2 separate regions of the Homo sapiens genome follow, and region 1 is linked to region 2. Evidence: chromatin loops called from intact Hi-C (ENCODE). Cell type or tissue: Calu3. All regions are shown on one strand. Links, peaks and the distances in the headings refer to the core of each region. The heading gives the core; the rest is flanking DNA.

Evidence for each region. Hi-C counts contacts between places; a loop is a spot of excess contacts. Peaks named below come from ENCODE experiments on the same cell type or tissue, not always from the same donor. Only the 100,000 strongest peaks of a DNase experiment are listed, where the experiment ranks them.
Region 1: it touches region 2 in a loop (2.6-fold over the local background); 6 of 110 quality-filtered maps call a loop at or near these places.

Annotation. Positions count from the first base shown.
Region 1 is chr11:130,447,902-130,455,787 of GRCh38, reverse strand. It overlaps ADAMTS15 (ADAM metallopeptidase with thrombospondin type 1 motif 15), which reads right to left and starts at 7,143. Exons shown (of 8, transcript NM_139055.4): 1 at 5,858-7,143. The coding sequence starts at 6,814. RefSeq lists an enhancer at 3,673-4,174. In Calu3, for the core only: no CTCF peak of the experiment used is centred there; no DNase peak of the experiment used is centred there.
Region 2 is chr11:130,844,078-130,851,963 of GRCh38, reverse strand. It overlaps LINC02551 (long intergenic non-protein coding RNA 2551), which reads left to right. Exons shown (of 6, transcript NR_125383.1): 4 at 4,922-5,101; 5 at 5,773-5,837; 6 at 6,928-7,771. Among named protein-coding and RNA genes, the nearest start is that of LINC02551, 14 kb to the left of the region's middle. In Calu3, for the core only: no CTCF peak of the experiment used is centred there; a DNase peak (open chromatin) is centred at 4,123.

The sequences.
Region 1 (7,886 bases), core at 2,288-4,787, 400 kb after region 2:
CATTGACACACTGACCCCGTCCCTGCCCTGCCATGCACCTTGTCTGCTGACTCCAAGGTGGATTAAACACACACCTCTCTGGAGCCCCTCCTTTCTTCAGGGCAAAACCTCATGGCAAAGAGCCAAGATGAAATGCCAGAAGAATCTAAGACTCCCTCTCCCAACCCTGCAGCCTGACCGCCTCAAAAGCTGGATGAATGATCCCCAGGAAGGGAGGTGAGCTACCTAAGCATCCAGAGCTACAGGCAGCCCTTGCACTTCTGTTTGCACCTTCCTTCCACAATCACCTACTGAACAGCCGACTTGCAGGGATCCACCAAGGGGCTTACAAAGACTAAAGAGGTTCCAGCCTAAAAGGAGTTTACAGATCAGTGGGATTAGCAAATTCTGATGTCCATAGCTTCCATACAAAAATTGGACCAAATGTTAAGCATACTTGAAAGGACAATGGGACAGAATGCTTTAAATCAGGGCCATCCCAAACTTGAGTTTGGCAAGGGATCCATAGCTAATTATTCAACAAGAAGCATGTACTGAGTGACTACGAAGGCAGTGATGAGATGATAATAACTACCATAACTGGGGGCCTATTCTGGACCACTCAGTAACACTTATCTGTGCAACAGCCCCGTAAGTGAGGTATCATGTCATCATCATTATCCTCATTCTAAGAGTGAGGAAAGTTAAGTGCACATAGCTGACTCACGCAATGTCCATTGCTAGAGAGTTCAAGCCCCCGGATTCATACTCAGCTCTGCCTGACTCCAAGCCTGTGTTCTTTCCATCATGCCACGTGATCGAGTCAAGGTGTCAAGGAAAGGTTGGGGGGAAAATTCCAGGGGTGGGAGGGGACGCAAACAACTACAGAGAAGTTCAAAGGCAGAAGGAGAGCAAGACCTAAAGAAAGAGAAAAACTCACTTGCCTTTCTGACTAGACCAGCGGTTAAAAATAAAAGAAAAAGATTCCCTCCAACCTTCCTCCCCCATCTGCTGACATTAATATCAGGTGAACTCATTTGATGTAACTAAAGAGAGCGAGCACTCATCCTGCACGACAGGGAACCAACATATTGCACTCCTCCCTCTCTCTTCCCACTCCTTCCCTCCTCCCTCCCAGAAGGCATGGTGTTGTGTTTCCAGTTAGTGGCCAAGAATAACAAATTATTAAATACTCAATCTACCAATGACCTCTCTCCTAATATCTTCCAAGGCCCGACTTCAAGAAAGATCCTAATGAAATCATGATCTTTTTCTATTGTATAGGGAGATATGTGTAACATACGTATTATCACTTCATTATTAACTATTTTTATCTGAACACTAAATATCACTGCCCTATGACAAGTGCTTTATCACCAAAAGAACTGGCGTCTGTTTCACATTAGGTTCTAGAATGCTGTTCCGCTCTGCGCAGTGTAGGGCATCCCCAATGAAACACAGTACTGCTCAAGGTCAAAACAAGAAGATAGCACCAAGCTCAGGGTTGTGAGAGGGGAAAAGTCAGAGTACAAATGAAGAGAATAAGGGGGAAGAGAAAGACTGCAAAGATCCTGCCTGGATGGTCCCAAAAGAGGAAGGTGAGAGCATGGAAGAAGAGTGAGAGGAGAGGAAACAGAGGTGGCATCAAATGATATGAAGAGGCAACAGGAAAAAAACAAACAAACAAAATAGACCAGGCGCAGTGGCTCACGCCTGTAATCTCAGCACTTTGGGAGGCCAAGGCGAGCAAACCGCTTGAGCCCAGGAGTTTGAGACCAGCCTGGGCAACACAGCAACATAGCAAGACCTCGTCTCCAAAAAAAGAAATTTTTTTTAATTAGTCAGGCATTTTTTTAATTAGTCATATGCCTGTAGTCCCAGCTACTTGGGAGACTGAGGTGAGAAAGATAGTAGACAATATTATAAGCAACTTTTTGTCAATAAATTCGCAACTCAAAGGACATGGAAAAATTTCTTGAAAAATATAAATGACCAAAGCTCACTCAAGAAAAATAACTTGAATATATATGTTTTAAAAATGAAATTTGTAGTTAAAAGTCTTCTCACAAAGAATATTACAGAGCTCAGGCATGGTGGCTCACACCTGTAATCCCAAAACGTTGGGAGGCTGAGGCAGGAGGATCTCTTGAGGCCAGGAGTTCAAGATCAGCCTGGTTAACATAGTGAGACCCTGTCTCTACAAAAATAAATTAGCTGGGCACGGTAGTGCAGGCCTGTAGTCCAGCTACTCAGGAGACTGAGGTGGGAGTATTACTTGACCCCAGGAGTTAAAGGCTGCAGTGAGTTGATGGCCTGGGTGACAGAATGAGACCCTATCTCTAAAAAATAAAGAAATAAATGAAGAAGCAGACAGAATAATCATAAAATACAAGTCCTAAAAAAAATAAAGAAATAAATGAAGAAGCAGACAGAATAACCATAAAATACAAGTCCTAAAAAAAAAGAAGAAAGAAATGAAGAAACAGACAGTAAAACCATAAACTACAAGTCCTAAAAAAAAAAAAAAAATCAGTCCAAAGGAGAAAAGGTCACAGAGAGCAAAGCAGAAGTGGAATGGAGGAGAGGGCATCTGACGACATAGAAAACAAGCTCCCCTCCCCAGCCCCGACTCCGCAGCCAGTGCCCTTCCTGCTCCCGTCCCTTGGAGCACTTCCTTAGCTTCAGCATTCAGGAGAACGCCCCTCCTCCCCAACAGGGCTGGTCTGGCACTTAGCACAACCTGCTGAAATTAGCTGTTGTCTTGTAAGCTCCCCATCCCATGGTGAATTCCTGGGGACCTGAGGCCGCAATTTTTTTTTTTTTTTTTTTGAGACAGAGCCTCACTCTGTCACCAGGCTGCAGTGCAGTGGCATGATCTCGGCGCACTGCAACCTCCGCCTTCCAGGTTCAAGTGATTCTCCTGCCTCAGCCTCCTGAGTAGCTGGTACTACAGGCGTGAGCCACCACGCCCAGCTAATTTTTGTATATTTAGTAGAGACAGGGTTTCACCATGTTGGCCAGGATGGTCTTGATCTCTTGACCTCATGATCCACCTGTCTTGGCCTCCCAAAGTGCTGGGATTACAGGCGTGAGCCACTGCGCCCGGCCAAGGCCACAATTTATTACAATTTGTAGCTCCACAGCCCAGGGTAGTACCTAGAAATAATAATAAGTAATGCTCAACAAGTATTAAAAGAGTGTACAAATAAATGAATGAAAGCCATTCTACCACAAAGGGTCACCCAAACGGCAGCGTTATTGGACCTAAAGACAGAGAAGTCTCAGGGAATGAGGGAGGGCCTACCAAGTCTCGGCATTAAATACCTGGCTCCTGCCGCCCAATGCAACAAGAAGCCAAAGAAACTTTTCTCCTCATAGAAATAAATGAGAAACACTCTGGCTCTAGTTCTTCGCAGATCCTGGTTCCAGTCCTGTGCTGACCTCACCCTGCTGTTATGAGCCTGGAGACCGATCACTTTGCAAAATCAGATGTGCACTTTTCTCCATGAACTTATTCTGAATCTGTAAGTAAACTCCTCAAATTGTCAAAATACTTGTTGTATAACCACTATATTCTCCTTTCCGGGCAGTTAAGGTTCCCGGAGACCGCATCTGCCTTAATCTTAGAAAGGGCAGCTACTCCCTCCTGTTCTCATCAAATACTGTACCTTCCCCCAGAGATATCAGGAGTGAGAAGATCCTGAGACTCTCAGAATGCAGTAGGCCCTGAAGTCTGAGCTGCTGAGGAGGTGGGGAAGAGGGGTTTCCTCTGAAGCATAAAGTACATACCTTGATGGTGGCCCTGACCACACAGAAGCCTCACTCTCTAGCTTTGCTCTCTAGGCACCTAAGGGGAAGGCAGCTTCTAAAAGTCACATTTTGCACATCACTGCTTCTGATCCAGTGGTCATGCATCTTGTACCCATTATGCATGGACAACACAGCCCCCGGGGGGTTGAGCACACACCACTGAGAAATAGAAGCTGTCATGCTGTTTGATTGCTTCTTCTTCAAAAGGCGGCCTCCTTCTGACGGCATGGTCCCTATTCCCAGCAGGAGTTCTTCTCCTAGGGCTGACTCCAGAAGCCAGCCTTCACCACCAGGCTGCAGAGGCTGAGGTCTTTTATTTTGGAGCCAGTGAGTGACCTGCACTGGGGCAGCCCAGGTAACGAATGGGGCAACAGCTGCTTTGCCCATTAAGATATCCTGTTCTTGGCCTTTGCTTTTTTTCAAGCCCCAGCAATCTAACTGCCAAGCTGGTCTGTGTGCAGAGGTCAAAGCCACCTCCTTTGCAGCTTCCCCATGACTCAGGCAGTGCTTGCAGAGGCTGGGCAGTGGCAGCTCAACAGACCTCAGTTGGAAGAATGAGCACAAGGAAACAGACTCAGGCCAAAGACCTCCCTAGAGAAACCAGGTGGTGGGAGGAGAAGAAGGCTGGGAACAGAGGAAGTTCGACTCCAGGAAGGGACTAGCTGTGCCAAATGGGTTACTGTGGAAGACTCCAGCTCCAGACTGTGTGCGCCAGTCCAACTTTGAGTGACCATTTGGAAACAGTGGAGAGTTAGAGCCCCACAGGTAACCAAGGATTCCACGCCATCCCCAGAGTGCTGTGGTTATGATAATAACCAAAAAAAAGAGCATGGCACAGATTCAAGTCACAGTCCCCCAAATCAGAAGAAGAGGCTCACTTGGATGGCTCTTTTCCTCCCAGCCTCCTGTATCTGAGAAATTTCAAGAATCCAAATACTCCTCAGTGCCCAATCACTCCAACACCTGTGAATCTAAACGTTTGCAGATTTGTAGCTTCTTTGACATAGAATATCAGGAAAGGCCTTGCAAAAGGCAGGGCTGCTTCCTGGGCTGGGTCCATCTTTCTAATCCCAATACTCAGTTTCCTTCTAACTCTACAGCTGGAATCTCCAAATACTCTTGACTAAGCTCACACCACTTCCACCCCAGCAAGGGCAGAAGCTAGAGCCCTGAAGTCAAGTGTGGTCATAGGAATTTTAGTGACTTGGGAGCAGGAGCAAGCATGCCCGCTCTGCTCTGTAGTATACATCTGGGCAAACGGGTCACCCTCTGACAGCAAGGATACAGGAAAATTGGAAGAGATTTTCCCAACTCAGCTCCAAGTAAAACTCCACTTGAAACTCCAAGTGAAACAGTCTCAGCTCCAAACAGGTGCCCTAACTACACCGCCTGCTCAGAATGGTCTAGAAGCCTCTTGGACCATGCCCAGCAGAGAAGTCTGTAGGAGAAGCGGCAGTGAAGGAGGGATGCTCGCAGTACTTGAGTCTGGCCTGTCACTGCAACCCACAAAATCTCTCAATGATTCCCTCCACCCCAATCCAGGCTTTCCAGGCCCAGTACAGAGAGGGGACAACGTGTTACCCGAGAGAAATGTAGCAAGCGCTGACCTTGGATCACCTTCAGTTCTACAACCCTTGAAAGGAGACCTCAGGAGGTGTCCGAGAAGACTCAGCCGCCCATACAATAGGGGTGGGCCGTTCCCGCCCTCTCCAACACCATCCTCACGGCGTCTCCTATCGGTCTTGGACACAAACTGCAGCTCCGGGGCGGCAACTTCCTGGGTTCCGGCCCCTCGGCGCCTGATCCAGGAGGCGCTGATTGGCCGCGCCAGGCCAACACCTTCGGAAAGCGCAGGCTCTCCTCCAATGGCCCAGATGCACGTGAGCCGCCGCTCCGCGGAGCGTGGGAGAGGGCTCTCCCTGGAAACTCCACAGAGTTGGAGTCGGAAGAGATCAACGAGGTTTAAACTCGGAGGCATTGCACGATACAAAGGGGATTTGGAGCGCTAGGGGAGGTGACCCTAAAGAACGGGACTATCTGGGTGCAAAGTGACGGCAGATCAACTCACCTGCCTGGTGAAGAGGATGGCAGTGTCCCAGTACTCGGGGTGCTTGTCACTCACTTTGTTCAGCTTCTTCTGCCAGGCACAGAAGTTGCGCAGCGTCAGGGCCGCATTGCCGGTGACCTTGGGCCCGGAGTCACGATCTCTAAGAAGCAGCACCTTGACCACAACGATGTTGATGGGGTTGAGGATGCTGGGATGGCGGTAGAGTCGCGCCGCCGTTGCCAGCAGCGTCAGCAGATAATGTTCCAGGTCCGCGCCGTGGAACTTGACCATTGACTCGTCCGCGACCACCAGCGTCTCCACGTACCGCGGGATAGACACGAAACGCTTGGCGCGCCCAGACCTGCGCCGGCTACGACTCTCCCCGAAGCCCGCCCGCCGCGGCTTGTAAGGGTCCAGGGCCCGTAGGATGGCGGGGTTCCAGCCCGAGGCCACCCCGCAGCGAGAGGTGGGGTCTCCGGAAGGCCCGCCCGGAACACCCCGGCGCTGGAGAAGGTGTGCGCCCTGGCTGTTGCGCTGCGCCGCCGGCGCGCTAGCATTGGGCAGCGGGCTAATGACATACTCGGCGCCTCGGTAGCCAAAGGCTCCGCGGAGCCCCCCGCACAGGCTCACAGCAGCGAACGAGTCCGGCTCGGCGTTCACGTCCCCAGAATAGAAGCAGCGTCGCAGGTCTGAAGAGCCCCCGGTGAGCCCCTGGAGGGGGACGCCCAGATGCTCAGTGGAGAAGGCGGGAGCCAAGAACTGAGCATCCGGCGTCAGGTGTAGGTAAAAGTCCTCCTGAAATGCTGTGATCTGAAAAATGAGTCCCTGATCCCCGGAGTCCTCGGGACCCCGCCAGTAGTAGCGGCGGCCGTTAATGTCCGGGTCCAGTCGGATGGGAACGACTACCTCCCGCTCTGGCTCAGAGCCTCCAGCGGTTCGCCCGGCGAAAGCCAGGGTTAGGATGCCCAGCAGAAGCATGGCGCCGGGCAGCGCACCGCCGCGCTGTGGGAAGGGGCTGGGCCGGGCTCTCCGGCCGCTGCCGCGGTCTCCGTGCAGCCCGCACTCTGGAACCGCCAACGCTACGGGACAGCCGGCAGTTCCCAGAAAGGAGAGCCAAGGGAGGGAGACTCCTCCCAGGGCGGCGAGCGTGCACCCGGCAGCCCGCGCTTCCTACCTGTGCCTTTCCAAGCAAAGCGCGCCCTGGGAGCTTAAGTACAATCGCTGTCAAGTGCAAGGACGAAGATTTGCAGCCGAGAACTAGCGGAAGGTGCCGGGCGGCTTCTCGCAACCGCAGCCACTCGCAGCGCAGCAAGCCAGGCGCTGGGCGAGCCTATTAAAGGCCCCCTCCTCTTTGGACGGCCCAGTCAGCGCCCCTCCCCTCACTCCCCTCCCAGCCTCCCAGAGCTCGCTGCCGGAGCCTCCAGGGGCCACCGGAGAACTCGGTCCCGCCTCCAGAGCGGAGAGCCACTTGGCGGGGAGGGAGTGGCATTGAGCTGAGGCAGGAGGCGTGGGCTGGCCCGAGAAACCGGCGCTGAAGTCTCAGTTTGCGTTTTGCTCTTGGTTATGCCCCACTGTCCCGACGCCTCACTCGCTTCTGCCCCCGCGGACAGCGTTCACTCTCTGGGTCTTAGTCTTTTATCTCAGGGCAGATCAGGTCAGCAGCTAGGAATGAAGACCCTTCACTGACCCGTCCCCAGGCCCACCTCATCCCTGCTGTTGCAACATCCCTGCTGTTTCTTAATCACAGAGTCCCCTAAAAGACCCAGAATCAAGAACCACCCCCCCCCCCGCGTAAATGTCCTATTGCCAGAAGAGCAATAGGACAGGGGCATGGGAGCCCTCTGGAACCCAAGACCGCCTAGCCCCAAGGTCTGCCCTGGGCCCATGGTGTGCTGGATGGGCTGGGGCAAACTCTTCAGTTCTCAGGAATCTTGCCAGCCAGCTGTTAATCACGGACATTATTAAAAATTAAACTAAACACACTTACAATTAAACAAAGTGTATATATATATATGCACACACACACACATACATATATATACACATACAT
Region 2 (7,886 bases), core at 2,766-5,265:
CCCCAACGGGCTCTGCCTTTGCACAGTTTGCCTCTGTGCCTGAACAGCTTCCCATATCTCTCTTCCATAAGCCATTTGTTTATTTGGATAGCTCCACTCCATCTTTGGGATTCAGTTTCCATGTCACTTCCAGTTTTCTCCAGCCAATAGCCCTGCTGTTTGCTCTTTCTGGCACTGTATGCATACACCCATCATAACAAGTAGTACATGACTGCTTGGCCTTCTGCAAAGTCTACTGTGAGCCTCTGAAAGCAGAGCTTGTGTCTTGTTTACTGCTCTCCTCCCAGCACAGAGAGTGGCACAGAGGAGGGACCCAATAAATACAATTTGTAAACTTCTAGTTTAAAGTAATGATGATAGACTCAAAGAAAAATTGCAAAAACCTTTCCTAGCTTTCTCTTACATTGACATCTTATAAAACCTTAGTAAAATTATTAAAACCAGGAAATTATCATTTATACAATACTCTTAGCTAATCTACAGACCTTATTTGAATTTCACCAATTTTCCCACCAGTGGCCTTTTTCTTATCCACATTGCATTTAGTCAGTATGTCTTCTTAATCTCCTCCAATCTGTGAGCTAGGTCCTCAGTCTTTCTTCTCTTTAATGACATTGATATACTTTTATTTTATAGAATGTTCCACCATCTGGGTGTGTGTCTGGTGTTTTCTCAAGGTTCGATGGAGGTTGTGCCTTTTTAGCAATACTCACAGTGGTGTTATGTCCTTCTCAGTGCATAGTATCCAGAGGCACATGATGCCACTGTACCTTACACCGGTCATTTGCTTATGGGGAAGGCTGTCAAGTTTCCCCTCTGTAAAGTTAACTGTTTTTCTTTTTGCAATTAATAAGCATCATGTGAGGAGATACTTTAAGAGCGATTAATATATTTTAATACATCAAAGGACAGAATCTGAAAGAAAGAGGTAAGTATGAGTTCCGTGCCTGCATTTAAAAAGCATACAGAAAGGATAAAATAGAGAAAGTGAGACACCAAATGAGATAGCAGGATGGATTTAGGCTACCAGCATCACTGCACTTTCAGGAAACATTCAGAGAACTACAGTTTCTGGGTCCTGGGGTTGAGAGTCCTCTTCCTTTTGCTCAGGAGACCACCCTGGGATAGCATGTTCAGATCTGGGCACCATCCTTTAAGTTGAGTACAGTCACATTACGTCAAAAGTGCATTTACGTTACCCAAATTCTACCATGCAACCTCAGCAAAAAAGAAAGACAACCATCTAAATTGTGTTTACAAGAGAGTAATCCTAGTTATATGTTTGTGCATCCAACCCTTCTTTATCCTACTGATCTCATATTTTATATTTACATTTTAAGAACAACCAAACAGGTTTTCAAGAGTGAGGTGGCTTAACACAATTTCCACTTATGCTCAATGTTCTCCACGGAGAACAATTCCTGTGAAAAGTGTGACTCCAATATGTAACAAACTAGAGCCTGTCCAGAGAGGTGAGCAAACAGATTTTGGTCTGCTGCGGAGGATTAAAGGAATGGCAGGTGCTCACATTTAGAAAGGCAACACTCACGGAAGTGCAGAGTAGTCATCTTACTCAGCTCAGGCTGACTAACAAAATGCCATAGCAGACTGGCTTTAACAACAGACATTTATTTTCTCACGATTCTGAAGGTTGGGAAGTCCAAGATCCAGGTGCCAGCCAATTTAGTTCTGTTGAGGACCCTCTTCCTAACTTACAGATGTCCTCCTTCTCACTGTGTCCTCACATGGTGGAGAGAGAAGGGCACATGAGAGAGAAAGGGAATTAAGAATAAGGATGCAAATTCTGCCAGATCAGGTCCCTACCCTTATAGTCTAATTTAACCTTAATTACCTGCATAAAGGCCCTATCTCCAAACATAGCCACATTGGAAGTTAGGAGTTCAACACATGAATTTGTGGGGGACACAAACATTGAATCCATAGCTGTAGTTATCCTCAAATGTTTCTTAGTCCATTACTTGTATAACAGGATGTTCAAGTGGGACTTCTCTTTATTGTCTCACTGTCTGCTAAAGCCCTAACACTAACCACAATAGGTGCCAACTACCTTCAAATTTAGAGAAAGGGGCAAGACCAATAATTTGTTCTGCTTGCGTTGGTCTATCACTCATCTCCAGATGATATAAGAAAAGACTAAGTATCCGTTAAGGAGGAGCAACAAATGGTAAGCTTTCTTCAGGAAGAAAGTTGTAGCCTGGGCAACAAAGCGAGACCCCATCTCTCCAAAAAAAAAAAAAAAAAAAAAAATCAGCCAGGTGTGGTGGTACATGCCTTTGGTCCCAGCTACTCAGGACCTGAGATGGGAAGGCTGAGATGGGAAGACTGCTTGAGTCTAGAAGATTGAGGCTGCAGTGAGCCATGATTGCACCATTGCACTCCAGCCTGGGCAACAGAGCAAAATTCTGCCTAAAAAAAAAAGTAAAGAAAGTTGTATGCTGAAATGCCCTCCTAATCCTCCACTACTCAGGCCAACTGAGATGAGTTTCAAAGAACCTCTAACAGGCTTGCCATATATTCCTTGGAATTGGGGCAGATTCTGGAACTGGTATCTGAGTCACACTTACTTGGAAGAAAATCTGAAGGAGGGAGTTTCTGGCTGTGGGCAGGGAGTAGAAGCTGTGCTGGCAGACTGAAGGGAGCTATGCAAACGGCAGCGCAAAAACACATGTTTCTCAAGGTCCACATGTGAATCCTGAGGAAGAGACCAGCATGAGGCAGTTTGAAAACTCTATCCAAGAGGACCACTGGAATTAGGGAGGGAGTGCAGGGTGGATGACCCCAGCAGAAGGAGACTGCAGTGAACCACCAGCCATGGGCTGGGCGAATGTCATCAACTTCTAGCCAAAGGAGGCATCCCTGCACCAGAAAACCGCAGTTGAGAGTCCCCAGAGGAGGAGCTTAGAAGAACCCAGAGATGTACCCATGAAAGAAAAGAGGAGCACTTGAGTGCTCAGCTCAGAGAGCCCTTAAACGCCGGATCACACCTGGGCCTACCAAGTAAGGAAGACCTTTCCCATCCACTGCCCTTCTCCTTCTACCCCTGGCCAGCCCTGAAGGAGCCAACAGCAACATGAAGAGTGGGAGGTAGATCAGCCAGGAGAACAAAGAAAAGAAGCAAGTCTCTGCAAGTTTCCCAGCCCCAGCCAGGGCAAAGGTAGTGATTGACAGCTTGGAGTTTAATAAAATATTGAACTGGGCTTTTAATATATGCAAAAGACCAGAATATTCCATGGGATCTGCAGGAAGGAAGAAGGAATTGAAAAAGAGTTATAACACAAAGTGGAGGAAAAATAGTTTCCTTCTATTAACACTGTACCAAATCCAGTCATTCAGAAACAAAACAGAAAGTTCCCTACGCCGCCAACTTTCTGGGTTGCTTACCTGTAAAGCCACACAGAGCTCTGCAGTTAGAAGGGTTCCACCCTTGGCTTAATGCTCTGTTACCATCTTGAAATTCTTAGTAATTTTTAACATGGGCCCCACATTCTCATTTTGCACTGGGCCCTGCAAATTACATAGCCAGTCCTAGTAACATATGTAACAGGGACTTAGCCTTGTTCTATGTGACCCCAGTTGGTAGAATGGAACCAATTAGTGGGAGGTTAAAAAAACAAACAAACAAAAAAAAAAAACAGATTTTAGCTCAATGCAGTAGTCCCCACTTATTCACAGGGAATATGTTCCAAGACACCCAGTGGATGCCTGAAACCTAGGATAGTACCAACCCCAACTATGTTTTTTTCCTATACATACATATCTATGATAAAGTTTGGGGTGCAACAGCAAAACTATATGAATTTTTTTCTTCTTCACAATTTCACAGGTAAAAAAATTCATTCTCACTGTAGATCTCAGCAACTTTAATATTGCAATTTTTATTCTTTCGTTATTAAGTCAAGAGCTCTCACCTTTTCACTTAACGAAAGCACTTCCCAGCTTCTCCTAGGCATGTTCAAATGGCCAGCATCACTACTTTTGTTCTTTGGAGCCACTGTTCAGTAAAATAAGGGTCACTTGAACACAAGCACTGCAAAACAAATGACAGTCAATCTAATAACCAAGACGGCTCCTATGTGACTCATGGGTGAGTAGCGCAGACAGCATGGACATGCCAGACAACGGGATGATTCACGTCCTGGGTGAGATGGAGTAGGACTGCATGAGATTTTTATCATGCCATTCAGAAGGGCATGCAATTTAAAACTTACGTGTATTTCTGAGATTTGCCATTTACTATTTCTGGACTGCGGTTAAGCACAGGTAACTAAAACTGTAGAAAGTGAAACTGCAGATAAGGGAGACTACTGTATCGGGACAAGTTTGTTAATACTCATAGCTACCCAGATTGGGATAGGCAGTGTAAAGGAGTCAGAGCTTCTGTTCATCAGAATCCATACGGCAGAGGTGGGTCAGCCTTTTGGCACTCTAGGGCCTCCAAAATCCTTTTCAGCCCTGGGATTATCTGATTCTTTGATTAATGAATGTCTTTCAAGATGCCTACCTTACCAACTTAACCAGGAAATGAATTCACTAGTACTGTGACCAGGTAAGAGTATTTCCAAGGGCAGCCTATGAGCCCTCAATGGATGGAGTTTCACTAATTCCCTCTGTTTCTGTCTAAGTTGTGAGGTATTTTCCTTTAATGAGAACATTATTGCCATTACTCACTGTATTTTTTTTGTTCGTTGTTAGTTGGATCTTATTATGGCTGGCACATCATGGCTCCTTTATTCCAAGAAGAAGTCTTTTAAAACATCCCAGAAAGTATCTAGGGCTTAAAGCCACTTTCATTAATCATTATTTTGACAATGAAGCATAAACAAACTGACAAATATTGTTTAAATTTAACATTAAAATTCAATGTGTATGTCTCAGTTATTGTTGTCATTCTTATTTTCAGTCAGGGAGATGGTTCCAGGAGAAGAAAAGAAAGTCAGTTGCTTTCTGAGATCAGGTGGGAAGTTTATCCTGTCAACTCCACCTTTAGAGTGCTAGTCTCTGGAGCCACAAGGACTGAAACTCTGCTTCAGAGACCCACCACTGATGACAACCATCAGGCTCAGGAACTGAAAAGAAATGGGTATGCTTGATCATGCTTAGTAAACACGTTTCACTACTGACTCACTTCTCCTGTGTGTTGGAAAACGTTGAGCTTCTTTCATACCATATTTTGGCCTTGACCTTTGTAGCATTTAGCCTCCCTACAATGGGGTCTATGTGTTTCCACACCCTCAGAGCAGGCCCCTAATTATAGCCATCCATTAAACTGTCAGAAAGAAATCCTCAACTCAATCATGTCTTTATCAAACTCTGGCTGTCAGTGGGGTCAAGTGAGGCGTCAAGTCTGACCTGCCCGGAGCCCCTGTCATGTGCTCATCTCACACTCACTGGGGTCTTTGTGACCAGGCAGGCTAGACAGCCACCTGGCCACCCCCAGCCCAGTCCCCTCTCCCACTGCATTGCCCAGACAGGGCGGAGCCAAGGGAGGCTCTCAAGCTCAGATAATGGGGCTGACATAATGTAAGGCCTTCTCCTTGACCTTATCTTGGGGTATTTTGTGCAAAGAAGTTGTATGGGGTTGGCAAAGTCCTAAATTGGAAATGGGGACTCTACTAAACAGGGAGGAATCTAGTTTCAGGGGAAAAAAATTATTCGGTTTGGACCTGCTTTTGGAGATTATGCAATAGAATCAGAGGATTTTATCACTACAAAGGAAATTGTACCTGTCTAACCCTTTATTTTACATTTCAGTGCAAATGTGGCCGAGGGACTTGGGTTTTACATTTATTGCCGAGTCTGGTTTTCTTGAGTTTCAGGTGAGTAATATTTTAAAGGGAGCTCCATAAGAATGAGGTTAATCCAAGGTTGTCATATGTGGCTTTATATTATTCTCTAGTTGGTTCACACAAATTTGTTTTGTCTCCCATACAAGATCATAAAATTCTTCAAGGATAAAGGTTATTTCTCCTCTGTAGCCCATAGTGTTAAGAAAGAACTTAAAGTATTTGTTGAGAGTTAGCAATGCTCTTTACTCATTTGTTCTGTATTTGAGTGTGTGTGTGTATGTATGTGTGTGTGTGTGTGTTCCTGTGTGTCTCCCCAGATAACTTATAAACACTACCTGCAAATTAAAATAGAACCACCGTGTTTTATTGCTAGTCCTATCACCGCATTTAAAAGACGAGGACATTGAGATCCAGGGAAGTTAAGTTACTTGCACAAGAATATTCAACAAGAATATGATTTAAACTCGGATCCACTTACAGCCCATTCAGTATTCTCCCCACAGTACCAAGTCCCCTTCTTGTTCTAACACATTGGTAGATAAATGTTGACGGGTACAAAAAAAGAAGACATCAGAAATAGGTGGGGTGAATCAGCCCTTAACTATTAACATTACTATTGTTATTAGCAATACCTTAAATATTACCCTGCCCATACAGCTGTTAAACTATTAAGATAAACACTCTTAACAGTTTCATGTATACCCCCACATAAACAATAACTGAAAGCAAGTTTGTGCCATATATATATGTGCATTTATATATAAATATATATGCATTTTCAGTTACACACACACACATATATGCATTTTCAATTACACAAGAGGAATTTTGCCATATATGTTGCTCTGTACTTTACTCTTTTCAATTGATGATATTCCTTAGAGATCTTTCTGTATCAGCACATGCAGATCTAATTCACACTTTTCAAAGGGCATTTATGGTTGGATATACCATAACTTATTTAACCACTCCCCTACTCATGGGCACTTCGGTTGTTTCCAGATTTATGCTAAGAAATGTGTACCTTTAACAACCTCTCCTGGAGGGGTTTTAAGTCACTAGCTTGACATGAGATCGGTATTTTGAAATCACCAATAGTCGTATGCCTTTATTTTTACAGATGATAAAATTGAAGCCCAGAGAAGCTTGGGAGCCTCAACTATTAATGGAAAAACCATAACTAGAACTGAGTTTTCCTGAGACATTTTTTACTATTCATTCCCCTGCTCTTGGGCCACTCCAGGGCACTGAGCACACTTGCTTTGGCTATTTGGAGAAGAGGCCAATAGACACAACTGGCTTCATCTTCAGGGACACCCAATATCTGGCAGCCCTCAGCCCCAGCGGAGTCTTTATTGAAAGAACTGATTCATAGACCAGGCGCGGTGGCTCACGCCTATAATCCCAACACTTTGGGAAGCTGAGGTGGGCGGATCTCAGTCAGGAGATCGAGACCATCCTGGCTAACACGGTGAAACCCCATCTCTACTAAAAATACAAAAATAAAAAAAAAAAATAGCTGGGTGTGGTGGCAGGCGCCTGTAGTCCCAGCACTTTGGGAGGCCGAGGTGGGCAGATCACAAGGTCAGGAGTTCAAGACCAGCCTGACCAACATGGTGAAACCCCATCTCTACTAAAAAAATACAAAAATTAGCTGGGTGTGGTGGTGCGCACCTGTAATCCCAGCCACTCAGAAGGCTGAGGCAGGAGAATTGCTTGAACCTAGGAGGGGAAGGTTGCAGTGAGCCGAGATTGCGCCACTGCACTCCAGCCTGGTTGACAGAGCAAGACTCTGTCTCAAGAAAAAAAAAAAGAAAAAGAAAAAAAAAGAAAGAAAGAACTGATTTATGAAAAGATTCTTATCATGATTTTCATTTTACTAGTCCAAAGATCACTGAGTTAAACTGCCTATTTTAGTAGATGAACAAAAGTGCCTTGAATAAAGACGTAATTCAATAAAAACTTAATCCTGTCATAAAATTGAATATTCTCTGGTTCCCCAATGAACCCCAAAACTTATTAGATTTCTTCTGCAGATGATGTGAGATGGGTTGTTTTACTTAACTAACCCCGTTATGC